Regions from separate parts of the Mus musculus genome. Here all the other regions are linked to region 1. The links are chromatin loops, found by intact Hi-C in ENCODE. Cell type or tissue: heart. All regions are shown on one strand.

Region 1 (8,000 bases):
GGCTGCTCTTCCAGAGGTCCTGAGTTCAATTCCCAGCAACCACATGGTGGCTCACAACCATCTGTAATGGGATGGGATGTCCTCTTCTGGTGTATATGAAGACATGACAGTGTACTCACATACTTAAATAAAATCTTTAAAAAAAAAAATCAAAGCACGAATGGGAATAATCCGTATTTATTTTGTTAACCTCATAACTGAATCAAGAAGTACGTGATACTTGGAAAGATAACACTGCTGTGCTGGGCTCTAACCTAGGGTGTTGATGCGTGCTAGGCAGTGCTCTATCAAGCGCCACCTCCATTCCCTCTACTACACTACTTAACTTTCACACATAACACCAGCTTTGCACTCCTACCGCTCGTGGTATATAATCTTCTCTATATGTTGCTCGATTTGCTTTTAGTATTAATTGAGGATTTTGATTTTGATATGCACAGACGCTACTGGCCTGGAGTCTCGGTGTGGCGTCTTATCTGGTTCTGGTTCTGGTTCTGAACTGCATTTCACTGCTGGTTCTTATCTAGGTGTAACTTCTTCCCTCCCTCTGTGAGCTAAAACGTCAAAAGCTCAGCGGGCTTACCTTGGCCAGGTCAAGCTGACGGACTTTGCTCGACACGTTTTCAGCTAGGCTGCAGGTAAAGGTGATCATTCCAGCCAGTTGCTTTGCGTCTCCCTCAATCAACTGCAGGCTGGGACTAGAGACAGAGTTTGTCAAGGCACAGACAGAAGGCACGAACAAGAGGGGATATGAGGTGTTTGTGGTTTTTTTCCCCAGGTGTCTTCTACTCTCACTTCTTTTTCCTATTTGGCAATTCTCTCCTGTGTGTATATATGCCGTGTATGGGGGGAGGGAGTAGGAGGATTGAGCTAAGCAAATGCTCTAGCACTGAACCACACTCCCAGCTTTCTCTTTGCTTGCTTTGAAATGAGGTCTGATGTGGGCCAAGATGGCTTCAAACTCGCTGTGTAAGCAGAAAATAACCTTGGACTCTTGATCTCTTATCTGTGCTTTCCAAATATTAAGTATTAAAGGTGTGTATGGAACCACAGACAGGGTCTCTCGTTCCCCTCTACCCTTCTGAATCAGGTTTCAAGCTGGCCTCAAACTGAGATCCTATTTCAGCTTCCTGAATGCTTAAGATTATAGGCATCCACCACAATGCTCAGCAAATATAAGATTGGTAAGAGCAGTAGTTCTTAAACTTGAACTGCAAATCAGAAACACCTGGAAGATGTACTAAAATACATATTTCTGGGCCTCAACAACAAAGCCTGTAATTCAGGAAGATTAGGGTGAGGGTTCCAGAATTTGCATTCCTTTTCTTTTATATATATTTTTTTGGTTGTTTTGTTTTTGTTTATTTTAGATAGGGCTTCTCTGAAACTCACTCTTCGTAGTCTACGTTGACTTAGACTCAGAGATCCACCTGCCTCTGCTTCCCCAATGCTAGGATTAAAGGTGTACGCCACCACTGCCCAGCCACAATTCATATTTCTATTAAGGTTCCAAGTGGGTCAAGGAGATTATTTTTGATTTGTTTTTTGAGAAGGCTAGAAATAGCCAAGTTTAGCTTCTTAGTTCACTATGTAGCTACAGTTAGCCTTGAGCCCCACATCCACCTGCCCCTACTTCCTAAGTTGTGTAGCACCGTGCCTGGTTGGAGTCTAAAGCCAAAGTTTTTTTTTCCTTTTTTAGACAGGGTCTCATGTGTTCCAGGCTGGCCTTGAACTCCTGATAATTCTATCTCTCCCTCCAAGGGTTGATTAAAGATCTGAGCCACCATTCACAGTTCCAAGGACCTGTTGATAACTCTCAAAGTGTATATCCTTAGGTGCTTACTGTGAGCTACTGTTCCTTTCCATTTTAAATGCCTATCAGGTAATAAAACACTGTTAGAAAAAAGAATCCTTTTTTTTCCTTTCTTGTGACAGTACCTTGCTCTATAACCAAGGCTGGCCTCGAACTTGCAGCAAGCTTCCCACCTTAGCTTCCCAAGAGACTGGACTATGGGGCTAGGAAAACTAACTTTATCCTGTGGTCCTACTGGAATGTACAACTTTTGCTGTGGTACATACTCACCCCATCCTGTGGAGAGTGACCATCTTACTTTCAATGGTGTTCTGCTGTTCCAAAAGAGCATCCAGTTCTTTCTCCACCGCTTTCTGAAACAGACAAACACCATCAGAAGGGATATAAGTAATTTCCTTTTTAAGTGACTAGGGGATTAAACTCAAGATCTTGTACATGCTAGGCAAGTGTTTAAATATTACACTCCATCTCTACCCCTAGGTAGAAAGAACTTTAAGAGTTATCTAAATTAAGCCAGGTGAAATAACATAAATCTTACATGCCAGCATTAGGAGGAGGCATCTGGACCTCTGTGTTTGAAGCCAGTCTTGCATACATATTTAGGACAACAAGTACTACATAGAGACCCTATCTCAAGACAACAAACAAACTTATAACAAATACATTTATATAACTCAACACAGCTAAAAGGTGAATTTCAATTCAAAAATTTTTCCCTCCCACTACAGTCCCTTTGGACTTCAATGCTGCTTTGGTTTTGTTGGACTAAATAATTGGCTGTGTACTTTTTCTCATGCTTGTTTTGATGCAAGGTCCCCTGTAACTCAGGATGGTTTCTCACTTGTTCTGAAACATGGGATGACCTTGAATTCTTCTTTCCTTTCTCTTCAAGTGCTAGGATTATGCATGTGCATAACGCCCCCCCCCCCCCCCCGTTTGTTTTTCAGTATATCTTATTCTATCTAGCAGATGACTAACACAATGGAAACAAATAAATATTCAACACTTGTGCAGTGTTCTAAACAATGACGCTATAAAATGTAGTGGCTCATCCAGATGTGTGATGTTCCCTTGTTATTCCACATTCAGGAGGCGGGCAGGAGGAACAGAAGTAAATGCCAGTTTTGACCATGTAGGCAATTTGAGATCCTGTCTCAGAATCAAAACAAGGACTGGAGGAGGACTCCTCCCTCCAAGTCTGATGACTAGAATTTGATCGTCTGCATTCACACAGCAATTTTGAAGTTGTCCCCCAACTTCTACACTTGTGCTATGACACACTTGCTTCCTCATACACATACACTTTTAAAAGGAACAAAATAAAATATAGTAGCTAAAGAAATGAAATTGCCAAAGAGACCATAAATTTCTTTTTTTTTAATCCCTTCTTTCTGCATACTTAGTGTTCAGAGGGGGTGATTATATTTCTACGCCAGTGAAGCTATTTATTTATTGTGCTACCTCAATTTATGCACCTTTGAGACAGGAGTTTTGTGTAGTTCATGAATTTTAGATCCTATTGCTTCAGCCTCTTGCATGCTGGGATTACAGGTATACAGCATATTTAGCTCAATTTCTGGTTTTTTTTTCCTATGAAGTAAGGAGAGCAATATGTACCTCATCGGATTTCAATATGTACCTTATAGGATTTCTGTGCAAATAAAACAGGATAATAAAGGCACATAACACAGTGTGCAGAAAACAGTTCCACAGTCTTAGCTAAATAGTTTAATAAAGGCAGTCTTAAGACGGATGCAGAGGAAAATTTGCAGTCATTAAAAACAAACACAAAGCCAACGCTACTACATTTTATAAGACCGCAAAAATTTCCCCAATGTATTAATTGCTTCAAAGAATATAGACTTAGGAATGTTAAGTCAAGAGCACTCAACTTTAAACCACTACTTGTGTGGGAACTGCTGGAGCAGATGCAAGGCAGTACTTGAAAACATTCAAAGGTAGTAACAACTCTCTTTTCCTCTATTCAGAGCGCTTTGAGAGCTGCATGACATTAATCCCAGCACTTGAGTGACAGCGGCAGGCAGATTACTGAGTTCACTGCAAGCCTGGTCTACATAGTGAGTTGCAGGCCAGGTAGGGCTAGATAGTTAGAGCCTATCTAAAAAGAAAAAAAAAAAAAGTTCCCTGGGAAAAACAGCTGCCAAGGTTTTTAGGTGAGAGGTTACATCTTCTGACTTGCAAGGAATCCATCCACGAACTGACAGCACCAGACTGCCATGGAAAAGAAACAAACGTATATAAAGAGATATAGCATGCTATTAATAGAAAGGAAGCCGAATCCTTTCCACACCTGTTACTTGATTGACCACACATCCGAGGTACAAGAGATGAAATCACTTGTCCGAGACCAGACAGCTGCGCCTTAGTCTTAAAACTTCAAAGTCCTAACAGGGAGATTTCAAACTTCTAGGGAGTTGTGAGCTCGCCTATAATGCCAGTAGCTTGAGAGGTTGCTCTAGGAAGGTAGCCAATTTGAAGACAATATGGGCAACACCGAGGCCGTCTCAAAATAAGAAAACATCCAAATGCCTACACTTAACTGAAATGCTAAAAATACACACATAATCATTTCTTCCAAGAGAAAAAGTCTTAGACCTTCAAGCTAAATAGAAAGGAACTTCTCCTTTAAATGAGTCGAGAAGAAACTTTCGTAACTTTTCACTTCCCAAGCCAAAGCAATTCTTATTCTGAAGTCAAGCCAATTCGGTATACACATATGTATGTGTGCATGTAATACATACATGTACGCGCACACACACACACCACTTCCAGTTTTACTCGTCAGGGAAATCAATACGGAGGCAGACCAAGGAAGTAGTCCAGGTAACAGGTCAAATAAGCTTGAGTAGAACTGACAGGTGTACCCAAATGCCCAACTACATTAAAGCCTCTTGGGAAGCTGCTTTCTCGTTTTCCCTGGTAAAGCGATCGACACCCGTGATGCCCTCTGCCACCGGATCCTCCAGGAAAAAGGAGGTTCAGCTCCCCACCTCCTCGCCACAGAGTCGTTCGTACACAGCTTCCAGCTCCTGCAGCTCTGTCAGAGAGCGAATGAGCTCGGTGGAGATTTCGGAGCAGTGTCCTCCTCCCACCCCCTCCGGTGGCGGAGGAGCTCCTGACAATTTCAGCGGAGACTCCACCTCCGCCATCTTGGCTCCCGGTGGGCGCTTCCGGGCTTGCGAGGTCCCCTCTGCGTTGGCGCGGTGACCTTTGGGGCTGCCCACAGATATGCCCGATCAAAACCATTGGAAGTCTATTTTTAAAACTAACCTTCTATTTTACAGAAAACTTACCGTAACGTATAAATTTTAGATAACTCATTAGTCTTCAGGTGCAAGATGAAAACATCCCAAATTTACATCTATTTATCAGGCGGGGGCTAGATACCTTTTTCCCGTCGCGCGGCACCCGAAGGCCCGTCTTGAAGGCTAATGGCGGACGCCGGCGGATCGGCAGTGGCGGTGGCTTAGGCCTTGAAGCGATTCAGCATCCGTCGGGTACCGAAGCCATCCTTCTTGCAGCAGGGTAAAGAAGTGGCCTCCCAGCTTCTCTGTCGCGGAGGAAGTGGAGAGCGCTCATAGGAGAGAGCTGCCCGGCACCTCGGCCGGAGCCGCAGGGGCAGTTTTAGGCCCGAGAGGTTCGGTAGGCGTGAGGTTAGGGAAATGCTTGCCGTGGGCAAATGGCCTCGTGGACTCTTCGCCCACTTGTGTCTTCAGAGTGGGAACGAGTCCTTTAAGGCTTGCGAGTTTAACGTGGTGGCACACTCGTGTATTTCCACCACGCGGGGGAGGTTGAGGAAGTGGGAGTCCCACCGAGGCTGCATAGGAAGACTCGAGATTGAAAGACTATTCAATCAGCAAGGGGTAAAAATTCTGTTTGTTCAAAATGTGCAACTATCAGAAACCGCCCGGGAGCCGGGGATCTGGTTTGAACTTGTGCATTTGGTAGTTAGGCAAAATGTTGTTTCTCCTCTGAACCTCTGTTTACTGTAAAAGAAAGAAAAAAAAAACCCGAAGGCTAATAGTACCCATTTGAAGACTGTGCAAGATAAAAAGGAGGTGATGGTGGAACCGGAGATTATAGGCAGAGGCGGGGGAGGAAGCTTTCCACGGTTTGGCTGTTACGGTTACCTGATACCGGATATTCCTCCAGGAAGCACCTCTTCAGTAAGCCAGGAGATCCGTTTGTTTTGGTGTTGAGTGAGTAGGTGCTCATTTTAATCCTCCAAACCTAATGGTAGAGAGCACTTGCCCAAGGCCATAGGTTTCCTTCTCGTAGCCTCAAACACGAAATTCTGCATACAGAGCCTTACGAGGCAAGGTACCATCTTCCCCCCTGTTAAAGCAAATGTCCAAAGTCATAACATCACGTTCGCTGCTTATGGTGCAGCCGGAACTCATCCGTGACAGCCTTGTAAATTGTGAGGTCCTCTACCCTCAAGCTGCCAGTGCCAGTTCAACCTTTAGGGATAAGCCTTAGAGATATTAGTTTATTAGGTATTTTAGGACTAAATCTTAGAGGTATAACTTCATTTGCTTATATGTAGCGTTAACAGTTTCGCTAACTGAATTATAGTGTAGGCATTGAGTAAGATTCTCGGTATCTGTAGCAGAAAGCTGTCTTGTTGGTTTCTCAAAAAAATTCATCCTTTGGTTAAAGACAGCACATAAAATATGCAATAAATATATGTTCTTGAACATGCACATATATAAGCATATGGAAAGATGTAAGTTTGGTAAGATTTATAACCCAGAGAGAGAATGGGGTCTCTGGGAAATGAATCTGAGGTTTTTAGAGCCTTGAATAATGTGGATGTGTAGACCCTTGAACTACAGCTAACTGTAGGTTCTCATTTGTCTGGCAAAAAAAAAAAAAAAAAAATCACAAAAGGCACGTTTGTTAATTGAGCAAGTTGTAGGTTCTGGCATTTAACCACTTGCTCTATGTTGTCCAACTGATAGGATTTTTGAGCTTAGGGTTCCCTTGACCATAAGAAGTTTGGTTTTGTTTGAGACCGGGCCTCTCTTTGTATCATAGGCTGGAACTGAGTGTGTGACTCAGGCTGGCACTGAACAGAGTGATTCTCTTTCCTCTGCCTCTCGAGTGCTAGGATTACAGAAGAGAGCCATGATTCCTGTCTTTTTTTTTTTTTTTTTTTTTTTTTTTTTTTAATACCTAAAATGGGTGTTGCTAGGTGTAGTGGCACACACCTTTAATCCCAGTGCCTGGAGGCAGAGGCAGGAGGATCTCTGAGTTCCAGGATAGCTATTTCTGAATTGTCCATTCTGGAATTCACTGCAGCTTATACTTATCTTACACTTGCAGATATCCTCCTGCCTCGGCCTATTGAGTGTTCATGCCAATGTGCAGGCTTTCATAGAATTCATGTGAAATGAAAAGCAAAAGATGTAGTATCCTAGAACGGTGCCCACCATATAAGTGGTGGTGTATTTTTCCCCTCTTGAGACTGCAGCCCGGGCCTCTGCGAGCTTAGGAGGCACGTCGAGAAAGCACTCTTAGCTCTGCCTGTTCTGATTTCAACAAGAAGTTCCCAGACAGGGCTTCTTTTAAAAACAACAATTCTGTTTTTGTGTCCGTAGTCTGCTTTGCCTTGAAACCGTTGCTGTAACCAAGAGTTGACTGAGGGTCACAGCTTTGCTTGTCACCATGTTTCTGTACAACCTGACCTTACAGCGGGCCACTGGCATCAGCTTTGCCATCCATGGCAACTTCTCTGGTAAGTGCTACAGGTAGTGTTTTTGTGGATGGAAGTGAGTTACTATATATTTTGCTTGTCTTTTGTCAAAATGTTTCCCATTTACAAGAAAACAAATGTTGGTGTGTGTGGGGTTTGTGTTAAATTCTCGTGTATTATCTGTCACTCAGTTTCAGGGGCGTATCTTCCCAAATTGTGTGAGACGTGAGCTTTGTAAGTCACGGTAGTCACACTTTAGTCTAAAATGGCCTCTCCTGGTAGTCCTCTTCCAGCTTCCCAGAGCTGGTTCTTAATTTGACATCAAATTTGATATAAAGAATATGGGTGTCATAGTTGATGCCTGTAACCTAACACTCTGGAGGTGAGGTACTACTACTGTGAGCACGAGTTCTGGCCAGTCGGAGCTTGAGGCTAGCCTGAGATGCATTGTTTTGTTTTGCTTTGTGTTTC
Region 2 (8,000 bases), 210 kb before region 1:
GAGCCAGCTGGGATCTCCGAACTTTGACTGTTGGCTCTCTAAACAGGAACAAAGGACAGTGAAGGGGACAGGTGTCCTGGAAGTAAGGACTTCTCAAAACACTGAGTCACGCATCCAAGGGCCAGAGGGCCTACCAAGAAGCAGGCAGCTCAGGGCAATACAAGGGGTAATTAGGGATGCTCTGCTCTCTTTCACCTTACTTGGGTCCTTGTGGCCTTTTTATGGGCAAAGACAGAGCATGTGGTTTATGTAGGAACAGAGAGTAAGTAGTAGGGACAGATGGGTTTTGTCTTAGGGTTTCTATTCCTACAGAAAACATCATGACCAAGAAGCAAGTTGGGGAGGAAAGGGTTTATTCAGCTTACACTTCCACACTGCTGTTCATCACCAAAGGAAGTCAGGACTGGAACTCAAGCAGGTCAGGAAGCAGGAGCTGATGCAGAGGCCATGGAGAGAGGTTACTTTACAGGCTTGCTTCCTCTGGCTTGCTCAGCTTGTTTTCTTATAGAACCCAGGACTACCAACCCAGGGGGCCCTCCTTCCTTGATCACTAATTGAGAAAATGCCTTACAGCTGGATCTCATGGAGGCATTTCTCAAGGGAGGCTCCTTTCTTTGTGATAACTCCAGCTTGTGTCAAGTTGACAAACAAAGCCAGCCAGTACAGGCTTACAACCAACCTATACCCAAGAGCAGTCCCTAGGACAGCCACTTCTCCCTTCTCCTCTGCTTTTTAGCCCCTTGACTCTGGGTTTGGTTGGCTCAGCTATACCAGTGGTTACTGCCAGGTATTTGGACACTGGGTTAGGTCAGTTTTGGGTTGAAATACCATCTTCTGGAAGGGAGGCAGAGGAACTCTGACTTTGTACTGTACTTTGTACATTCCATATGCCAAGTCTTCCCCCCCCACCCCCCTCCCTCTTTAAGCTTGTTAAATTTTGATTTCCTGAACCAGGAGGTGGTGGCACATACGTTTAATTCCAACCCTTGGGAGGTAGAAGCAGGTGATCTCTGAATTCCAGGCCAGCCTGGTCTACAGAGTTCCAGGACAGCCAGGGCTACACAGAGAAACCCTGTCCCCAAAACACAACAAAACATTGGCTTTCTTCCCCTTTCTGGCCTCATCCCATTGGTTGCCTCCCCAGGGCTGTGGCATGCTAATGTTTCTAGGGTGAGACAATCTAAATGTAATGGCCCTTTGTGTAGCAGTAAAGGGCCTTAAATTTTCTCTGCCCTCCTGTAACTTCCTCCGTTATCAGTGAATTCCCTCATAAAGCCCTGCCTAACCCAGGCTGCATGGGCTCAGGAAGGTCCTCACTGCTGCCTATGGCCTGAGTCACAACTGTCCTGGGAAAAGAATGTGCTGCAGAGAGAATGTCTGCTCCTGCCTGCTGGTTCTGGGTTAGTGGGTATGCTTAGATTAGACACTCTCCAGCACCCCTCCCATCCCCCAAAGAATCTAGAATAGCCTCAGACTTCCCAAAGGTCTGAAGGAGGGGAATGGAAGAACTAGATTTGAGCACATTTTAGCCATCTTTCCCAGGTTGTGCCTCCTGCTCTCTAAACCAGCCCCTCTATTCTTTACAGGTGAAGAATCCAGCATCGGACTAGTGTAGCCAGTAGGAGGTGGGAAACCTTCCAGACTTTGTTCAGCTGGTACTTAAGTGGCCTGTTTTCTTGCCTTGTATTTTTGGAAGTCACTCCCTTGAAACTTGAAGTCACCTTTCTGGCGCTTGGGCATTGAAAGTGCTGAAGTGCTGGCGTTGGTGGCGCACGCCTTTGATCCCAGCACTCAGGAGGCAGAGGCAGGCAGATTTCTGGGTTCGAGGCCAGCCTGGACTACAGAGTGAGTTCCAGGACAGCCAGGGCTACACAGAGAAACCCTGTCTCAAAAAAAAAAAAAAAAAAAAAAAAGTGCTGAAGCACCCAGGAAACCTCCCAGTGGTTGTGGATTTAACTCCTGAGGTCTTTTCCATGAGTCCTGCTGAGGGCAGGGTAGGGAAGCCCCATAGATTAGCAGTATAGTATCTCTTTATTTTCATTCAACTGTGGTGGTCTTGCAGGAGGCACCTGACAGGGCCCTGAACCCAGTGAACACTGTTGGCTCTCACAAAATGAAGGTTGCTTCCTTGCCCACGCACCACTAAACTTGGTAGTGTGTCAATTTTTCTGCAGCCACAGTAGTGAAACACACTTGCATCCCTACAGTGACACCAAGCTGTAAGGTTGTGTGTGCTAACCTAACCAACCTCTTGTGCTGGGATTAAAGGCGTGTACCACCACCACCCAGCCAAAATGTATACTTTTTTCTTGACACTTATTAAGTAACCCCTTACTTAATAAGTGCCACACAGCTTCCTCCAATTCAACCCTAAGTGAAGAAAAGCCCCTATAATCCTGGTCAGGCCCGCTCTGCCTTATGGAATAGCCAGGCTGTAAGCGATGCCACAGTATTTAGGTGGTCCCCATTTGAGTAGTCCATTGCTGCACTGAGCCTTAGTGCCAGGAGCCAAGCCTGGACAGGACACCAGGATGGGACTGGGCGTCCTTCCAGAGCATAATCCTTCAGTTACCCAACTCCTAGACATGATTTTGTCCTAAAGGAAAGGATAGGGGGGCACCAGAACTTCTTTTAACTCTCTCCAGTTCCCTCCCCCCACCCCCAAAAAACAGGGGTTTCTGTGTGTAGCCCTGGCTGTCCTGGAGTCTCCTCAGACTTATCACCTCAGCAGCTGCCCCAGACAATGCTCCAGGGCACGAGGTTTCTCCTACAAAGCACATCACCCCTTCTTAGTTACAGTGGGCTAATATGAACACTTAAGGCAGTAATGACTCGGAGCCCTTGAAAACACAGACTCAACACACACCCAGTTCAGAACAGCATTGTTTCTAACTCTAGTATCAAGAAAAAACACAACAGATGTATTTCCAGTCATAAAATAGTTTTTATGTTTTACTCTGAGTAGTGAGAAGGCAAAGTCCCCTGGTCCATCCTCTCAAAAGAATCAGTTTATTATGTATTGGAGCCAATGGCTGGCCTGCACTGGGTCCATCTCCTACAAGACCATAGCCCCTTATCTCATTTACTAGGTAAATCCAGCCCAAGTCCTTTCCAACTTGGGAGTATGGCTGCTTTCAAATCTCTCCAACTGGATCGTGTTTCCAACGGCCTTTTAAACCTTTCCAACAGAGCTGTCCAGTGCTTTGGTTCTGTGCGCCCAACTGCCCCACTCTTCGTTTCTCAGCTCTGCGGAGTCAGGCGACCATCAGCGCTTGGTCCTTTAGGGAGAGAAGGGCGATAGCAGTCCTCGAATCCTCGTCGCTCCGGTTTTTTCCAATCAGGGTGGGGCGGCGGCACCCCTCCGGCGGGCAGCCCGCACCAAACACTGCTGCAGCACTGGGTAGAGGCGCTGGCAGCCCTCCAGGCCCAGGCGCACAGCATCGGTCCAACTCTCAGTCTGCCCGCCTTCCCCACTGCCCAGTAACCCGGCCACCTGATTGAGCACAGGCATGAGGGCCACCGTGAGACCGGCCGCGGAGTGCTCCTCCTCCAGCCGCGTGGGGTCCAGCAGCCAGGTCGGGGAGGGTCCCGGGGTGAGGCTCAGGCCGCAGCCCACCACCAGATCGTACATCTCCACTCCCGCGTCGGCCAGGGCGAGCGCGGCCGCGGTGAGCGCCGCGGCCAGCGCACAGCCGCCGTCCTCCAGCAGCAGCGCCGACACCTCGAGCTGAGCACGCGGGTAGCGCCCCAGGCGCACGGCGGGCTCCAGAGCCTCCTGTAGCGCCAGTCCCAGCTCGCGATCCTCCCCGCCGCCGCCCTGGGGCGCGCGACGCCGGCGACCGGAGAAGGGAGCGCGGCGGAAATCGCAGAGCAGGCGACCCCGGAGGGCAGCGGGAGCTTCCCCGCCCGCTCCCGCAGGGCCGCTGCCGCGCTCGCCGCCCTCGGCCTGCCGCGGACCGGACACGGCGCACAGCACCTTGGTCCCGCCCGCCTCCAGGTAGGCGGAGCCCTTGGCCTGGCTCAGCAGCCCGGCGCGCGCGTACACCGGGCGGAGCCGCGTCGGGTCGCGAGCAGCGGGCGTCTCGTCGTCTTCGGCCGCGTACAGCTGCGGCGGCTGAGACTCCTCCGGCCCGCGGATGCGGCGATGGTCTCCCGGCATGGCGGCTACCGGCGTGCGAGCTACTTCCGCCTGCTGGGCTGCCCTTGCGCACCCGGCTCTTCCGCTCGCTTAAAGATGCGCGCCCGCGCAGAGCCTATCGGGAGAGCGGTAGGTGTGCGCGCTGCCACCTAGCGGAGTGGAGGAAGAACGGCGAGGTATAGCTGGACTCCTATGCTGGTACTTTAGCTAGTCCTAAGGAACGGATCTGTTGTTATTCCTAGAAGTTTGCATTCAGACTGTTTCACATAAGCTTGCCCAAGGTGAGAGGTTTTTGTTTACTCGTGCAATTAGTCCTCTGGCTGCTTCAACACTTGTTTAATAAATGGACGGTATCTCTCTTTGTACAACTAGATATTTCTAACACTCTGAGGAACTGTCATAAGCAGACAGTATCTCTGCTTCCAGACCCTGCTGTTTGTAGATTCATACAAATTGCATTTTAGGGCTGGGCCAGGGTCTTGAACCTACTTTAGGTTAAAGCAGTAGGGGTGGGGCAGTTAGTAGGACACACCTACATGTTCATACTGCCTATATCAGTTGTCTGACCTCATATCAGCAGCCTCAAACAGGCATGTGGACAGGCATGGTGGAGGTTGTCCTAAGAGACTAAGAACAGTGGTTCTCCACTGGAAGCAACTCAGAATTATTTTCCTCCACCCTTCTATTGAATTTCCTGAACTTTCAGGAGTCTGGGAGTCTATTCGGTGATACCATCAACCAGAAACAGGCTGGAACCGTAACAGATATACAGGAGCCAGGGCTCACCTCAGGACAAGAAGCAGAGCGCATGACATCACCAAGTATTGCACATGGTCCTTTTTATTTTCTGCAGAGAAAAGGCTTCCTTCCTCTGCAGACCTAAAGCCTCAGGCTGGCAGAGTGACCTCATCTAGATGTGATCATGACGTTAAAAAGCATTCCTGGGTAGTGATTTTAGACAGATGGTGCTGACATGAATGGGCTCAGAGCAGTAATGGAGGGGGGCAATGAATCACAGGACAGCTCCAGGCGTGTTCCCATTACCGCTGGATCAGGACGGACAGGGCTGCTGAGAGGTCCCATGACTCCAATGTCTTCGTGGCGGGAGGAGAGCTCCTGGCTGAATTCCCGCCTTCGGACATGTCTGGTTGATGGCGAGTTGCTTTCCCGAGAGGGCTTCCCTCCCATCAGTTCTTCACATCTCCCAGACGGAGCTGGGCAAAGGAGGTAGCCAGCTGCAGTGCTTCCTGAAGGCAGCCCACGTTCTTGCCTGTGGCCTGGGCGGACATGTCCTTGCCACCGCCTTTACCATCCATCAGGCCTGAAACCTGCTGGACCCACTCGCTGGCTTTCAGTCCCCGGTTGGCTGCATTCTAGGAGATAGGAGGGGAAAATGGTAGTCAGAATGGGATTGAGGGGGGAATGGCAGGCGCCCCCAACATCCATTTGTATCATGTGTGATGCTACCACAGACTAACACTATAGCTGGCACAGGAGAGCAGCTATGGCTACTGCCAAAGTGAGGACAGAGAGCAAAGCCAGGCATTAGCCAGGAGTGAAGTCTTTCACCAAAAGAAAGCCCGAGGGGTAAAGGTGCCGCAGGAGGCGACAAATGATAGACAGATCAACAGTTTCTAGTGAGGACTGCGTGCACACAAACAGTCTTGGCAAATGCTGTGAAGAAGCCCTCCTTGAGGAGCCACAGGCAGGGTTTCCCACTGGCATACGGGTTTGCAGGCTTTTAGACTGGGACTGTGGGAAGTTCTGACCTGGGGAACCTGGCACAAGCACGTGATCTTGCCAGCCTCATTGTCCACCGTGAACAGCATGGCAGATGTCTGAGGAGAATGCGTCTTGAAAAGCTTCAACGCTTCATTCAGGGCCTGTGGGGAGAACCTCAGGTTAGGTCACTGGCAAGGGAGCCCTGCTTTCTACAAGGGAAGCTGAGAACTCAGCCCTCAGAGAACCATCCCATTTCCAGCAGATGCTGTTCCCAGGAGCCCACCAGTGGCAGGACCCTGCCCACACCCTGGCTGAGGTCGGCCTCCTACCCCCAGGAAGCTCCTCCTTCTCTGGCCACCGGATCTCTCCAGGGCTCAGCCTAACTCTAGAACTGAGCAGTGGGCCTTAAGTGACCACACAGCCCAGATTTAGAGGGCAGCCCGGCCCTCGCGGCTTGCCTTGGCCGATGCTCCACTCTCCATCTCCAGGATGACCAGCGGCTGGTTGGGGTTGCTGTCAATCAGCTGCTTTGTCTTCTCTAACACCTACAAGAAGCCCAGGAGAGAGGCTTAGGCCAAGGGACCAGACTCTGAGCCCTGTCAGCCTCTGCCTAGGAAAACCTCTGGGCGCTCATCCAGCTGCTGGCACTGCCAAGCCTTACTCGCTTCTGCACATCGGCTTTGCTGGCCCGGTCTAGGTCATCCATGACTTTCTTCAGGGACTTCAGAGTCTCTCGTTGTTCATCTTTCTGCCACTGGGGGATGACTGCAGTGGCCAGGGCCTGGAACCAGAAGAGAAGACCATCTGGGGTCTGGGCTAATAGGAGGTAGGGTGAAATTCAAGCCCACTCTACCCTACCCCACCTTCTGTCTTTGAACCAAAGTCTTCCATGGCCAGAGTCTGAGAAAACAGAAAAACACAAAGATACCTGCTGGCTTTAAGACTAGTCACTATATTAATGAATGCAGCAGCCATCACTGGACAGAAAGTAGCAAGATAAAGAGGGCTTTCCTTGAGACCTGGTCCTTACCAGCTCTGAGTACAGCCTGCAAAGACGTGCAGGAAGGAAGCCCAGCATACCAGAATACGAGCTGTTCGAGCGCAGTGTGGATGGCATGATATCCTTTCTCAAACAAAGAACTTGACGACACCCCACCACCCCCAGTCCCCAACATGTGGCTCATTTTGCAGAGACATGCTGAGGCCAGAGGACAGCTGCGAATCTGTAGCCAGCCTGAGCGGTATAGTGTGGTTCAGGCTAGTCTGGGCTATAGAATATGACTCTGTCTTTAAAAAGCACAACAAATAAAGAAACAAAGAGTTTAAAAACACAGGGAGAAACAAACAGAGCGAAGCCATTCCTACCTCACCGAGGTCAGCAATTTCCCTCTGCACGTCCTTGTTGGGTGCAGTCTGGGCCTTCACTTTGGCCTCCATGGCAGAGAGAGATTTCTTCAAGGTTTCTGACTTCCTGAGAGCCTAGGAAGAGAACCATCAGAGCTCTAAACACTAGGGTTCCTTTCCTTCAGGAAGCAAGTGCTCGGGCCATACATAGCTGGCCAGCAAAGGCTGCACTGTAACTCCTGTTCAGGGCTGGTTCATGTCCATGAACCAGAAGCCCTTTCACCTGGGAAAGTGACCATTCCTCAGGATCTACCACCAAGCTGCGCGGCTCACCTTGGTGCCACACACCTCGCCTTAGGACCACCCTGGGATATGTCGAGAGGGAAGGGCATATGAAGCAGAAGGAGACTCTGGCTTACACTCACACGGAGCTGTGCTGGGAGGAAGGTGCAGGATTTATGTATTCTGTTTTCCTAGACGCTGTTTGTCTTTTGGAACTTTCTACTAGTGTGTGTGTGTGTGTGTGTGTGTGTGTGTGTGTGTGTGTGTGTGTACAGTGTATGGTGTGTGTACATGGTACATATGTGTGAGAGAAGTACTTTATGGAGTCAGTTCTCTCCATATGTTTTATGTGGGTCATTGGCCACAACCTCAAGTTGTTAGTCTTTGTGGCAAGTGCCTTTTTGTACTAAGCCCTGCAACTGACCCCCAAATATAAAAGATTAACCATGAAGACTAGAAACCTTGCATGGTGACAGCTTTCCCCTGCCAGGCAGGGCCCACAGGCCACCCTGAC
Region 3 (8,000 bases), 240 kb before region 1:
CCCAGCTTGCTTAGTTTATACCCAACTCACTAGCCATGAATTTCTCCAAGACTGCCCAGATGAGAACTGACAGTAAGACTCAACTCTACCCGGTTCCTTTTTTTTTTTTTTTTTTTTAGTTTATTTGTTTTATTTAAGTTTATTTGTAGCTGGGCAGTGGTGGCACACGCCATTAAACCCAGCACTTGAAAGGCAAAGGAAGATGGATTTCTGAGTTCGAGGCCAGCCTATTCTACAGAGTGAGTTCCAGGACAGCCAGGGCCACACAGAGAAACCCTGTCTCAAAAAAACAAAACAAAAACAACCAAAAAAAAGTCTATTTGTTTTATTTATTTATTTATTTATTTATGTGTATGTTTTTATAGGCAAAGTCTCAGTCTAGGCTGGATTCAAATAGGTACAGAGGATGACTTAGCTCCTGGTCCTCCTGCCTCCACCTCCCAAGTGGCTTGCTTCACCACACATTCAGTTGCCCTTGTTCTCCTGAAACATTAAGCTCAAGACATTTGGAAGCCCCTAGTAGATGAATCCTTTCACATTTTTGGTTAAGTTTTTAATGATACCTATCCCCAAAAAATGAAAATGAAAAGACACTGACCAATCAAAAATATTTGGGGATAGGTTTTTTTAATTTGTCAGGGAACCAAAGGTTTTTGGGTTTGTTTTTTGTTGTTTGTTTGTTGTTTTTCCTGAGCCATCTGCCTACTTACAATTTCCAGACATACAAACTTTGTAGCAACCTAGTTATCTACAGGACAGGGTGAATGAAATGAGGTGGTGTGTTATCTATGTGTCACACGTAGGGAATGTTTCTCTCACCCACAACTGTTACTGACTCTACTAGAAATTGCTAAGTCTATCCGAGCAGTGATGGCACACACCTTCAATCCCAGCACTTGGGAAGCAGAAGGAGGTGAGTCCCTGTGAGTCTGCGGCCAGCCTGGTCTACAGAGGGAGTTCCAGGACAGCCGGAGGTACATACAGGAACACTGTCTCGAAAATAAAAGATAAAATAAGTGTTAAGTCTGAAAGCTCTTCTTGCGCGCGCCAGACTAGATGCTGCAACAGGATCCTTCTGCACACGTTTATTGGGAGAGCTTGATTGTAGAGGCGAAGAGACCCCAAGCCCAGAACTGGTGCTGCTTATATAGGCCTAGGAGAGGCGTGTCTCACACCCGGATTGGTTATGCACTACGCCTCATTTGCATGTTCCTCATCTGATTGGCTACTCTCTTTCTCTCTCTGTACCTCACAGAGCCTCATTATCATACCTCATTTGCATGTCTCACATCTGATTGGTTATACTCTCAAAGCCTCATTATCATGCCCGGGCCAGGCAGTGTCTTTGCAAAAAACTTTACTGCATATGTACACATTGGTTGTTTGTCCAAACTTATGTGTGGTGGCCAGCAGTAGTCAGTGCCACTCTGCAATGGCACATGTGGCTTCCCACAAGCTCTTTGTGTTGTCAGTGATAAGATTTGGTTTTTGTAATCTCTTACAGCCACCAGCACAGTTTTGAATGCATTCAAGACCAGTGAAATATTTTTGCTTTTGTGATTGGTTTTTTTATGATTTTTGCTGATACTCTGTTGGGGTCAATCCTAGGTCCTACACATAAATAAACCCCACTCTCCCTGAGTGACAGCCCCAGACCTGTTTTTTATAGTTTTGCCTTCTCTCTCCTTTTTTCCCATAAATCATCAGAGGTGTTCCATGATTGGCTCCTGACTTCTCTATGCTGAAAATCCCTTGGAGAATCATCATCCTTTGGCGATGAAAAATGTACCTTGGAAGATCTGAACGCAGCTAACGTTTTGTCCTTTGAAAACACTTGGCATCCTTGTGTGTATGTTGACTACAGAGAGAGTGAGAGTGGGAAGATATTTTTAGCCCTTGTTTCTAAGGATCCAGGCCAGGACGTTCTCTGAGTAGCAAGGACTGGAATCGGAGCTCCTCTCCACAGCTTGGTTCTGGTGCCTTAGCTTTCGGGAATGTCAGGTAAGTAGTAAAACGAAAAAAGAAGGAAAGTTTATTTTGAACTGTAGGCTCCCATCAGCCCTATATACAGTCCTTCCTTCCTTCCTCAGAACAGATGAAATAGAAACCTATACAACTTATTTCATGAAAGGGTTTTCTAGTTCACACTTAACTCTCCAGTCAAATCTTGGTATGTATCAGACACCACTGTAATTTTGTACTTCTGAGTGTTGTTTGCCCTCAGCCCACTAATGTTCCTGGGTAGAGTTAGCATGTGGTATTGAGAACATTCCAGATCCTTGAGTAGAGGGAATTAAGCTAGTTTACTAAGCTGGATGTCGTGGCTCATGCCTTTGATCCCAGCATTCAAGACACAGAGGCAAGCAGACCTCCTTGAGTTCAAGGCCAGCCTGATCTACATAGTAAGTTCCAGGATAACCAGAGCTATAGAGAGATCCTCTCTTGAAAACAATGAAATAGAGGATAGTTGATTGTGCACACGGAAGCAGAGGCCAGCCTGGTCTACACAGCAACTTCTAGGACAACCAGAGCTAAACACAAATAAAACAAAACAAGCACTTCTCCAAATACTGGCACTCAAGACAATCTAGGACCATGCCAGGTGTGATACTAGGGTCTGAGATTGTATCTAATCCAGTCCTCTGTCTTTTTTTTTTTTTAATGTAAGTACACTGTAGCTGTCCTCAGACACCAGAAGAGAGAGTCAGACCTTGTTAGGGATGGTTGTGAGCCACCATGTGGTTGCTGGGATTTGAACTCCGGACCTCAGGAAGAGCAGTCGGGTGCTCTTACCCACTGAGCCATCTCACCAGCCCCAGCCCTCTGTCTTGGAGCTGCCTGGAGAAACGTCCTCTTGACACCTTTCCTTCTGTGCTGTGGAAAGTTCTGAACTTAGAATCTTTTTTTTCCACTTGGTTTTCTAGACAAGGTTTCTCTGTGTAGCTCTGGCTCTCCTGGAACTCACTGTGTAGACCAGGCTACCCTCAAATTCACAGAGCTCCACCTGCCTCTGCCTCCTGAGTGCTGGGCTAGAGGTGTGCACCACTATGCCCGGCTGAATTCAAAATCTCACGACCCCAGATGCCTCTCCCAACTTTTCTGGAAAGGCCCTTTCGTCTCTTAAATACTCAATATTCAGCTGATGAAAGTTCCATCTCCTTGGTGGAACATTGCCTTTCCAAGAAACTGGGGTCCCTTGGTGTTTCCACAGTCTTCTTTCCTTTCTTTTAAAAAAGCTTTTTAGGGGTCTGGAGAGATGGTTCTGTGGTTAAGAGCACTGACTACTCTCCCAGAGGACCTGGATTTGGATCCCAGCAACCACACATGGCAGCTCACCACTATCTGTAATTCCAGATCCAGGGGCTCTGATACCTCCACTCAGGTGAGTGTGTTTTAAAGTTTATTAAAAGATCTTTTTTTCCCCCAATCTTAACTGATTTAACTGTAATTGCCCCACAGACCAGATGGGACTTGGTTCTGCTTATGTCCTCAGGCTGACCACTAGGTGGCGCTGGAACCTGTGTATTGAAGTGACCTGGCTGCCTGTATCCCTTATACTTCGTTGAGTGAACTGTTAGGGTTAATTAGAAACTGACCATCTAGTGATTGCCATATGCAGGGATCCATCCCATAATCAGCTTCCAAATGCTGACACCATTGCATACACTAGCAAGATTTTGCTGAAAGGACCCAGATATAGCTCTCTCTTGTGAGACTATGCCGGGGCCTAGCAAACACAGAAGTGGATGATCACAGTCAGCTATTGGATGTGTCACACGGCCCCTTATGGAGGAGCTAGAGAAATTACCCAAGGAGCTAAAGGGAACTGCAACCCTATAGGTGGAACAACAATATGAACTAACCAGTACCCGGGAGCTCTTGTCTTTAGCTGCATATGTATCAAAAGATGGCCTAGTCGGTCATCACTGCAAAGAGGCCCATTGGACTTGCAAACTTTATATGCCCCAGTACAGGGGAACACCAGGGCCAAAAAGGGGCAGTGGGTGGGTAGGGGATTGGGGGGGGTGGGTATGGGGGACCTTTGGGAAGGAATTGAAAATGTAAACGAGGAAAATACCTAATAAAAAAAAAAAAAAGAACTCAAATGATATGTACTCACTGATAAGTGGATATTAGCCCAGAAACTTAGTATACCCGAGATATAAGAGACAATTTGTAAAACACATGAAACTCAAGAAGAACGAAGACCAAAGTATGGACACTTTGCCCCTTCTTAGAATTGGAAACAATCATCCATGGAAGGAGTTACAGAGACAAAGTTTGGAGCTGAGACAAAAAGATGGACCGTCTAGAGACTGCCATATCCAGGGATCCATCCCATAATTAGCCTCCAAATGATGACACCATTGCATACAGTAGCAAGTGTTTGCTGAAAGGACCGTGATATAGCTGTCTCTTGTGAGACTAGGCCCGGGCCTAGCAAACACAGAAGTGGATGCTCACAGTCAGCTATTGGATGGATCACAGGGCCCCAATGGAGGAGCTAGAGAAAGTATCCAAGGAGCTAAAGAGATCTGCAACCCTGTAGGTGCAACAACATTATGAACTAACCAGTACCCCGGAGCTCTTGACTCTAGCTGCATATGTATCAAAAGATGGCCTAGTCGGCCATCACTGGAAAAAGAGGCCCATTGGTCATGCAAACTTTATATGCCCCAGTACAGGGGAACGCCAGGGCCAAAAAGTGGGAATGAGTGGGTAAGGGGGAATTTGGGGCGGGAAGGGAAATGGGGGGAACTTTTTGGGATAACATTTGAAAATGTAAACTGAGGAAAATACGGGAATAAAAAAATAAAAATAAATAAAAATAAAAATTATACTTGAATATATAAAAAAAAAAAAAGAAACTCAAATCAGACTAAGAAAATCCCCTCTAAGACTGATAACTCAGAGTGACTGCTATGGTAAAGAAGGAACAGAGATGAAGGAACTGTAATCCCAACAACTCAGTAGGCTGCTGCAGGACTAAAATTTGCTTGGTTGTTATTGTCTTGCGTTTTTCTTTGTTCTTGTTGTTCTTAAGGGGGCCATAAAGACAAGGTCTCTTGTAGCCCAAGCTGGCTTCTAATTTGCCTTATGGTGGAGGGTGATCTGGAATTCTTCATCCACCTCCGGAGTACTGAGATTACAGGTATGTGCCACCATGTCACCTTTATGTGGTATTGGGGATTGAACCTAGGGATTCATGCATGCTTGACAAACTCTAACAAATGAGCTACATTCATGGATAGCAAGGCCAGCCTGGGAAATTCACTGAGATCATCTCTAGAGGGTGAGAAACAGCAGCAGCAGCAAAAACCTAACAACCAAATATAAAACAACACAACACAAAATGTGGGTGGGAAGACTGGGGGTATAGCTCAGTGGTGGGGTTTCCCTAGCCAACATGAAGCCTTAGTTTCAATTCATAGTTAAAAAACAAAACAACGACAAGCTCTGTGTGGTTAAGTACACCTCTAAGCTAAGGACTTTCGAGGTCGAGACAAGGGGATTGCAGTAAGTTTGAGGTGACCTTGCACTATATATTAAATACAAAGCCAGCCATGACTAAATAGTGAGACCCTGGTGTGCATGCACACACACACAAAGAAGGAGGGCAGTTGTGCAAACATGAGAACCCAAGTTCAAATTCTCAGACCCTACATAAAGTTAGACATGGAAGCATGTCTCTGTAACCTCAGTGCCAGTGCAGACAGCTGGGAAGCAGCGACTGGAGAGTCCTCAGAAACTCATGGGCCAGCTAGCCTGGCATACACAGCATTAAAATAAAAGAACCTGCCGGACGTGGTGGCACATGCCTTTAATCCCAGCACTTGGGAGGCAGAGACAGGCGGATTTCTGAGATCGAGGCCAGCCTGGTCTACAGAATGAGTTCCAGGACAGCCAGGGCTACACAGAGAAACCCTGTCTCAAAAAACCAAAAAAAAAAAAAAAAAAAAAAAAACAAAAAAAACCTGTTTCGACAAGCTGGAAAACAAAGATTGGCACGGGAGGTTGTTTTCTGATCTCTATGCATGCACACGCCATAGTATTCAAATGCCCACATTCACACATAGGACTTCATACAAAAATAAAATAAAGGATGGAGTTGGGGGTGGGGATGGTAACATTCACCTTTAATCTCAGCACTCAGGAGGCAGAGGCAGGTGGATCTCTGAATTCCAGGCCAACCTGGTCTACACAGGGAGTTCCAAGACCAAAGTGCTACACAGAAACTCTGTCTCAAAAAAACAAAACCAACAACAAAAGCTGGAGAGATGGCTGGGTGATTAAGAGCACTGGCTGCCCTCCAGAGGACCTGGGTTCTATTTCTAGCGCTCATGTGGTGACTCACAACCATCTGTAACTCTAGCTCTAGGGTCTCTGATGCCCACTTCTAGCCTCTAGAGACATTAGGCACACGTGTGCTGCACAGACATACATGTAGATGAACATCTGTACACATAAAACAAATTTGAAAAAAATTAAACTAATAAAAATTAAAATAGAAAAAACAAACAAACAAACAAACAAAACGCCTTTAATCTCAGCACTTGAGAGGCAGAGGCAGGCAAATTTCTGAGTTCGAGGCCAGCCTGGTCTACAGAGTTCCAGGACAGCCAAGGCTACACAGAGAAACCCTGTCTCAAAAAATCAAAAAATATGCCGGGGCGGTGGTGGCACACGCCTTTAATCCTAGCACTCAGGAGGCAGAGGCAGGTGGATTTCTGAGTTCAAGGCCAGCCTGGTCTACAGCCTGAGTTCCAGGACAGCCAGGGCTACACAGAGAAACCCTGTCTCGAAAAAAAAAAAAAAATCAAAAAAAAAAAAAGAAAAGAAAAAGATAAAAGTAGAATAAAAATAAAAATAGGTCAGGAGTGTGTCTCATGCCTTTTATCCCAGCACTAGGGATGCAGATCCAGGCAGATCTCTGTAAGTTCAAGTCCAGCCTGGTCTACATAGTAAGCTCCAGGCTAGCTAGGACTATATAGTAAGACCCTGTCCCAAAAGAAATTAAAAATAGGAAGAATGATATGCCATTTCCCCCAGTACATGATTTCTGTTGTGTCTCCTACTCTAGCCAGATCTGGGATGAACCTAACTTTGGGTGTGATGTGACCTGGAGCTGAGCACAGGTGTTGCCTCCCCGCTCTGTGTTTTGTTTGTTTTGTTTTGTTTTAAATTTTATTTATTTATTTATTTATTTATTTAATTAATTTATTTTACATATTTAATTAGGTATTTTCTTCATTTACATTTCAAATGCTATCCCAAAAGCCCCCCATACCCTCCCCCCCAACTCCCCTACCCATCCATTCCCACTTCTTGGCCTTGGTATTCTCCTGTACTGAGGCATATAAAGTTTGCAAGACCAAGGGGCCTCTCTTCCCAATGATGGCCAACTAGGCCATCTTCTGCTACATATGCAGCTAGAGTCATGATCTCTGGGGGTACTGAGTTCATATTGTTGTTCCACCTATAGGGTTGCAGTCACCTTTAGCTCCTTGGGTACTTTCTCTAGCTCCTCCATTGGGGGCCCTGTGTTCCATCCAAGTGACTGTGAGCATTCACTTCTGTGTTTGCCAGGCACTGGCATAGCCTCACAAGAGACAGCTATATCAGGGTCCTTTCAGCAAAGTCTTGCTGGCGTATGCAATACTGTCTGCGTTTGGAGGCTGATTATGGGATGGACCCCCGGGTGCAGCAGTCTCTAAATGGTCCATCCTTTCGTCTCAGCTCCAAACTTTGTCTCTGTAACTCCTTCCATGGGTGTTTTGTTCCCAATTCTAAGAAGGGGCAAAGTGACCACAATTTGGTCTTCATTCTTCTTGAGTTTCATGTGTTTTGCAACTTGTATCTTGGGTATTCTAAGTTTCTGGGCTAATATCCACTTATCAGTGAGTACATATCATGTGAGTTCTTTTGTGACTGGGTTACCTCACTCAGGATGATGCCCTCCGGGTCCATCCATTTACCTAGGAATTTCATAAATTCATTCT

What was found. A loop is a pair of places that touch in the nucleus more often than their neighbours do. Peaks named below come from ENCODE experiments on the same cell type or tissue, not always from the same donor. Only the 100,000 strongest peaks of a DNase experiment are listed, where the experiment ranks them.
Region 2: a loop joins it to region 1, with 8 times the contacts of the local background. A loop is called at or near these places in 13 of 42 quality-filtered maps.
Region 3: a loop joins it to region 1, with 2.7 times the contacts of the local background. A loop is called at or near these places in 4 of 42 quality-filtered maps.

Annotation. Positions count from the first base shown.
Region 1 is chr8:110,844,034-110,852,033 of GRCm38, reverse strand. It overlaps Sf3b3 (splicing factor 3b, subunit 3), which reads left to right and starts at 5,231. Exons shown (of 26, transcript NM_133953.2): 1 at 5,231-5,359; 2 at 7,435-7,571. The coding sequence starts at 7,502. It overlaps Cog4 (component of oligomeric golgi complex 4), which reads right to left and starts at 5,010. Exons shown (of 19, transcript NM_133973.2): 1 at 4,825-5,010; 2 at 2,084-2,166; 3 at 584-698. The coding sequence starts at 4,983. In heart, a CTCF peak has its summit at 4,932; DNase peaks (open chromatin) are centred at 4,993 and 5,303; H3K4me3 peaks cover 3,360 bases; H3K27ac peaks cover 2,031 bases.
Region 2 is chr8:111,052,530-111,060,529 of GRCm38, reverse strand. It overlaps Aars (alanyl-tRNA synthetase), which reads right to left. Exons shown (of 21, transcript NM_146217.4): 17 at 7,226-7,339; 18 at 6,522-6,641; 19 at 6,319-6,405; 20 at 5,908-6,021; 21 at 4,961-5,511. The coding sequence ends at 5,326. Exosc6 (exosome component 6) reads right to left here and starts at 4,191. Exons shown (of 1, transcript NM_028274.4): 1 at 2,866-4,191. The coding sequence starts at 4,159. The coding sequence ends at 3,338. It overlaps Gm38523, which reads left to right. Exons shown (of 5, transcript XM_011248573.3): 5 at 1,587-1,833. The coding sequence ends at 1,610. In heart, a CTCF peak has its summit at 4,284 (motif pointing left); DNase peaks (open chromatin) are centred at 3,539, 4,229, 5,319 and 6,479; H3K4me3 peaks cover 2,195 bases; H3K27ac peaks cover 2,306 bases.
Region 3 is chr8:111,085,797-111,093,796 of GRCm38, reverse strand. It overlaps a transcript of Clec18a not described here. Among named protein-coding and RNA genes, the nearest start is that of Pdpr, 4.9 kb to the left of the region's middle. In heart, a CTCF peak has its summit at 3,483 (motif pointing right); a DNase peak (open chromatin) is centred at 3,536.